Regions from separate parts of the Homo sapiens genome. Here region 2 is linked to region 1. The links are chromatin contacts, found by POLR2A ChIA-PET in ENCODE. All regions are on one chromosome and are shown on one strand. The core of a region is the stretch at or near the end of the contact, and the rest is flanking DNA. Distances in the headings are between cores, read along the strand shown.

Region 1 (2,681 bases), core at 78-2,577:
CGCGTGCCACCACGCCCGGCTAATATTTGTATTTTTAGTAGAGACGGGGTTTCACCATACTGGCCAGGCTGGTCTTGAACTCCTGACCTCGTGATCCGCCTCGGCCTTCCAAAGTGCTGGGATTACAGGCGTGAGCCACCACACCCGGCCTTATTTTTCTAAGATCTTTAACTCAACATAGTTAAATATTTTAACTCTCTGCTAACCTGTGTCATTATAGTACATCAAACAGCTATTTACAGTGTGCTGAGTCCTACATATCTGAGCACAATCCAGAATGGAGGATAACTGCTTTGAAGAAGATAAGTTTGAAGAGCCAGGAGACCCTAAAACTTATATTTTGTATGCCATTTATGGGAGAGGGGAACATAAAACATGCAACAAGGCTAGGATACCAGAGTAGTAATTTAAGGTCCTGGGCACTTTCACAAATTGAGGACATCTTGGTTGTTGCTCTTACACAATAAAACAAATGATTAACCGAAATATCAAGATTTGATTTTTTACCTATGACCCTAGAAACTTTAAACTCTGGCAACCTGAGACTTCTGACAGCAATTACATCGTTTTATAATTATCTATGTGTCTGGTTTATTCATACTCAATAAACGCTGGATGTAACAATGAATTTCTGTCCATGGCTTTTCAGAGAACACATGCTATTACCTCTTCCTATTTCCCAGGTAATTTTTGTCCCCCTCTACCCTCAAGAAAGAATTCCAAGAAGGAAAACAAGGCCCCACGCAATAAAGAAGCTTATCCAGACCCCTTGGCTAAAATCTATGTTCCATTCATTTAAAATGCTTCACTCTGTGGACACATATCATGATACAAGTAAAACCTCAAGAATGACACTCCCTCAAATGCCTATTCTTCAGTTCCTCAACGCAGGAACTGAGCAAGGCGAGACGGAGGGACGCGCCCAAGGTCACCTCGACGAACAGGGGGGATTATAACTGGCCCCGCATAAAGTCGATTACGCCCTGCGTTGGGAGGAGGTTCCGAGGTTCTATCAAACTCAAGTCTGGACCTCCTTACCATCCATCACAAGGTCACACGGGTGCTGGGTTGGGAGAGGGAGGCTCACGCGGCCGGGGAGGTACTAAGTACAGGGCTAAGAAGCCGACTGGCCGCGAAAGACCGCATTGCCCAGTTACCAGGCCCAAGTCGACGAGGCTGCGGTTGAGTCTGGCTTGCACCTTGGGAGCCTGGACAAGGGAGAAGGAGGGCAGTGGGCAGGGGGGCAAGAGAAATGCAAAGACAGCGGTGAAGCTCACCAAGGCTCTCGCGCGTACTCCTCCATCTTGACTCCAATGCCGCGAGTGATGCCGGGCAAGCTGGGCGGAGCCTGACCCCAGAGGCGGAAGTGATCCCGAGAGGAGGGCGTTAAGGTCTATGAGCATTGGTTCACCATTTCCCGCTGCAGCCAATGGGAGCCAGGACTCCTGTGGCCAGCGTGTGGTCGGGGCATTGGCCGCGGCGTGGCGAGACTGGCCCTGCCCACGTCCTCAAAGGCCGCGAGTCCCGGCTGTGTGGGCGGGGGGCTACCAATGACGGAGTCACACTACCCGGTCACCAGAGGTTCCGTGGACTGAAATCAACGCGATACTGCCTAAATACGCTTCTTTCTTTCCCTTCCCTTCCGCCTTCCCTTCCCCCTTCCCTTCCCCCTTTCCTTTTCTTCTCTCCTTCCATCCTTTTTCTTTCTTTCTTTTTCTTTTCTTCTTCTTTTTTTTTTTGAGACAGAGTCTGGCTCTGTCGCCCAGGCTGGAGTGCAGCGGCGAGATCTCGGCTCACTGCAACCTCCGCCTCCCGAGTTCAAGCGATTCTCCTGCCTTAGCCTCCTGAGTAGCTGGGACTACAGGCGGGCGCCACCAGGTCCGGCTAATTTTTATGTTTTTTTAGTAGAGACGGGGTTTCGCCATGTTGATCAGGCTGGACTCGAACTCCTGACCTCGTGATCCGCCCACCTCGGCCTCCCAGAGTGCTAGAATTACAGGCGTGAGCCGCCGCACCCGGCCTCTTTCTTTCTCTTCTTTTCTTTTCTTTCCTTTCTCTCTCTTCTTTTTCTTTCTTTCTTTTTTGGTACTTTTGCTGTCAAATGTGGATTAATGCTATCTTATTCGTCACTTACTGTGAAGCTGTTACCAAATACACGTAGCTCCTTTAGGGCAAACAGTGTCTCAGTGATTTATAATAACCACAGTGCCTGGAATGTAGTAGATGCTCAATAAATGTTTGTGAACTGGAACTGTTTGGGCCATCTGGAGAGCCATGACCAATTTGGAGCCCTCGATTTCAGGGACATTGACACCAGAGCCTCTCACAGGCCTCTCCACTAATGATCACCAGAAGGTGTGAAGATGTTTGGCTCGGAGAAGAGGGGACTTATGGGGACCAGGCCGGGCGTGGTGACACGTGCCTGTAGCCCTGACTGTTCGGGAGACTGAGGCGGGAAGATAGCTTGAGCCCAGGAGATCTACCCCGCAGGGAGCTGTGATCATGCCACTGCACTCTAGTGACAGAGTGAGACACTGTCAAAAAAAAAAAAAAAAAAAGGTTGGGACCCATGGAGCTTTTAGTTTACTGTCAACAAAATCCCAATCATGTGATGGCTGTTAAAGTGCTCCTCTCCATTCTGTACGTTTGTAATTAACTTTAAAAATATGTATATATTTATT
Region 2 (2,681 bases), core at 117-2,616, about 24 Mb before region 1:
AACAATAACCCTAAAAAAGTACGTTAACAATATCAGTAATGAGTTGTGATGCTGAAATAAATTTATAAACAATTATTAAGAAACAAATTTAATCAGCCATGCTGGAGAAAAGACTGATCTTTCTCTTTTCTTTATAGAGAATTACAAAATACGCCGGGCGCGGTGGCTCTCACCTGTAATCCCAGCACTTTGGGGAGGCTGAGGCGGGCAGATCACATGAGGTCAGGAGTTTGAGACCAGCCTGGCCAACATGGGGAAACTCTGACTCTACTAAGTTTACAAAAATTAGCCGGGCGTGGTGGTGAGCACCTGTAATCCCAACTACTTGGGAGGCTGAGGCAGGAGAGTTGCTTGAACCCGGGAGGCAGAGGTTGCAGTGAACCGAATTGCACCACTACACTCCAGCCTGGGTGGCACAGCAGGACTGTCTGCAAAAAACAAAAAAAAAAAAAAAAAAAAAAAGTTACAAAATAATTGTTATAGGAAAAGGCAATCAGAAGTACGCAGCCAAAACAAAGGTGGGAAAAATGATCATAAATGGTGCTCCCAAAGTCTGGAAACACAGGTGAATATACATAATGTCGGGGGCGACTTCAATCTTTTAGAAAAAAATAGGTTTCTGGGCTCTCAGACGCCCTGTAGAAGAATATCAGGCAGTCAATGAAAATATTACGGTTATGTGTGTGATGTTTGTGGGTTTTATTAACTTTTAAAATATCATTTGTTTTTTCTTTCTCTTTCTAAATATACATTCACTTTCCTACCCTTCTGCGCGTAACTTTTTGTACTCTTTCCTAATGAGGGTCCCCACAAATTGTATGAGCTGCGCTTCCTGCAAAACCAGGATCAGCCCCGTCTGCAACCTCAAAGTCACTGAATTTCTCTGCAGTCTCAGTTTCCCCTTTTAAAAAAATTGGGAATTTGCCCTGCATTTCCTTAGAGTTGCTGTGAAGGCCAAACGAGATGGTGGTGGGCAAAAGAGCTCTGCCAACCACGCAGGCCCCTGCAAATGTGAAGGGCCTCTGACCTGGAGGGTTGGGTGCTGGCCGACCTCGTCAATCCTCCCTACTCCGACCCCCGCGCGGGGCTCCACTGACCCCGCCCCTGCTGGGCACTGACAGCCGCAGCACCGAACCGAGCGGTGGGGGTGGTAGCACCCGCCCACCTGGAGCAACTGGGATCCGAAAGGATGGGGTGCGGGGGAGGGGAGTTCGGGACCAACGGGAGTTGGGGAGCCTGAAGGGTGGTCGCTGAGCCAGGGCAACTGACGATTCCGGAGGGGGTGGGGCGCCAGGCCTCAGCCCCTCTCCCGGAGCCCTCCAGCCTCCTCAGCAGCGGAAGTTCCGGTGTCGGTAAGCGGAGGTCAGAGGTCAGCAGGAAGTCGATACGTGGCTGCCGTCTGTCCCCGCTGAGGAGGTGCAGCAGCCGGAGATGGCGGCGGTGCTGAACGCAGAGCGACTCGAGGTGTCCGTCGACGGCCTCACGCTCAGCCCGGACCCGGAGGAGCGGCCTGGGGCGGAGGGCGCCCCGCTGCTGCCGCCACCGCTGCCACCGCCCTCGCCACCTGGATCCGGTCGCGGCCCGGGCGCCTCAGGGGAGCAGCCCGAGCCCGGGGAGGCGGCGGCTGGGGGCGCGGCGGAGGAGGCGCGGCGGCTGGAGCAGCGCTGGGGTTTCGGCCTGGAGGAGTTGTACGGCCTGGCACTGCGCTTCTTCAAAGGTGAGCCGGGCCAGCCCCACCCCCGCCGCTTCTGCCCGGCCCCGGGAGCCCGGCGTGGGCTGTGGTCCCCAGGGTGACTGGACCAGACTTGCCCTCACCCACTCATACTGGGCTGTGGTGACTCAAGCGGGGTTCCCTCCTTGGGGGTACCCGAAGTTTGTCACTACCCGCTTGGCCACTAGGTCACACCCCTGACGGGCCTGCAACCTTGGTTTAGCAGTCATGTCCCGCCTCCCAGAGGTTACCGGGACATTTTACCTGATTTAGCTTCTGGGATTTCCAGGAGCCCTGGTGGAAGAATGAGCCCACTTTCTTCCAAAGGATCCCATTCTGGGATTGCCTTTTATTATTATTATTTTTTTAACTGACGCTTTTCTTTTCCTATTTCCCATGGCTTGTCACATCAGAACCCGCCGATTTTTACCCTTAGTGGAAGAAATCTGTCAAGAGGTTCCATACATAGCTTTTCCAGCCATTCTTGGGAACCATAAACTGGAACAGGACTTGATCCCCCGGCAGATTGATGTGGCAGAGAGGAGGAAGTAAAGTGTTAAGCTCATCATCCTCTCCGGCTTGTCAAACTCTTGAGGAGAGATGTCCACTATGTTCTAGTAACTTCTAGGTGGTTAAAATTTTACATTGTAAGCAATGTGCAAGAGTGAATTCTCAGAGTAAGGCCTAACAGTACCTTCTGTGCTTTTCGCATAATTAATTGTTAAATGTCTCTTGTCTTAGAGCAAGATTGTAGTGTGCGGTTTTTTTTTTTTTTAATTGGGTGATTCACTTAGTCGAATGGTGGAGAGACCAATCACATGATTTTTGTCAGTGGGAAAAACTGATGAAAGCCCGTTAGTTTGATTCTTAAAGATACTTAGTCTTGTAGGGCGAATGGACAGGGAGGGACATCAGCAAATGCAACTTTAAAAGTGGTTGCTAGGTTCCACGTACATTCCAGAGCAGCATA

Evidence for each region. ChIA-PET counts read pairs that join two places held with the same protein, here RNA polymerase II (POLR2A).
Region 2: POLR2A ChIA-PET joins it to region 1 with 14 read pairs in GM12878. The contact joins the promoter of ACBD3 here to the promoter of TIMM17A in region 1. POLR2A ChIA-PET finds 5 or more read pairs at or near these places in 2 of 52 experiments (GM12878 and naive thymus-derived CD4-positive, alpha-beta T cell).

Annotation. Positions count from the first base shown.
Region 1 is chr1:201,954,149-201,956,829 of GRCh38, reverse strand. It overlaps TIMM17A (translocase of inner mitochondrial membrane 17A), which reads right to left and starts at 1,327. Exons shown (of 6, transcript NM_006335.3): 1 at 1,278-1,327. The coding sequence starts at 1,303. RefSeq lists an enhancer at 1,049-1,338.
Region 2 is chr1:226,185,426-226,188,106 of GRCh38, reverse strand. ACBD3 (acyl-CoA binding domain containing 3) reads left to right here and starts at 1,366. Exons shown (of 8, transcript NM_022735.4): 1 at 1,366-1,717. The coding sequence starts at 1,432. LOC101927247 (a long non-coding RNA gene) reads right to left here and starts at 211. Exons shown (of 2, transcript XR_001738504.2): 1 at 174-211. RefSeq lists silencers at 1,465-1,759, 1,396-1,875.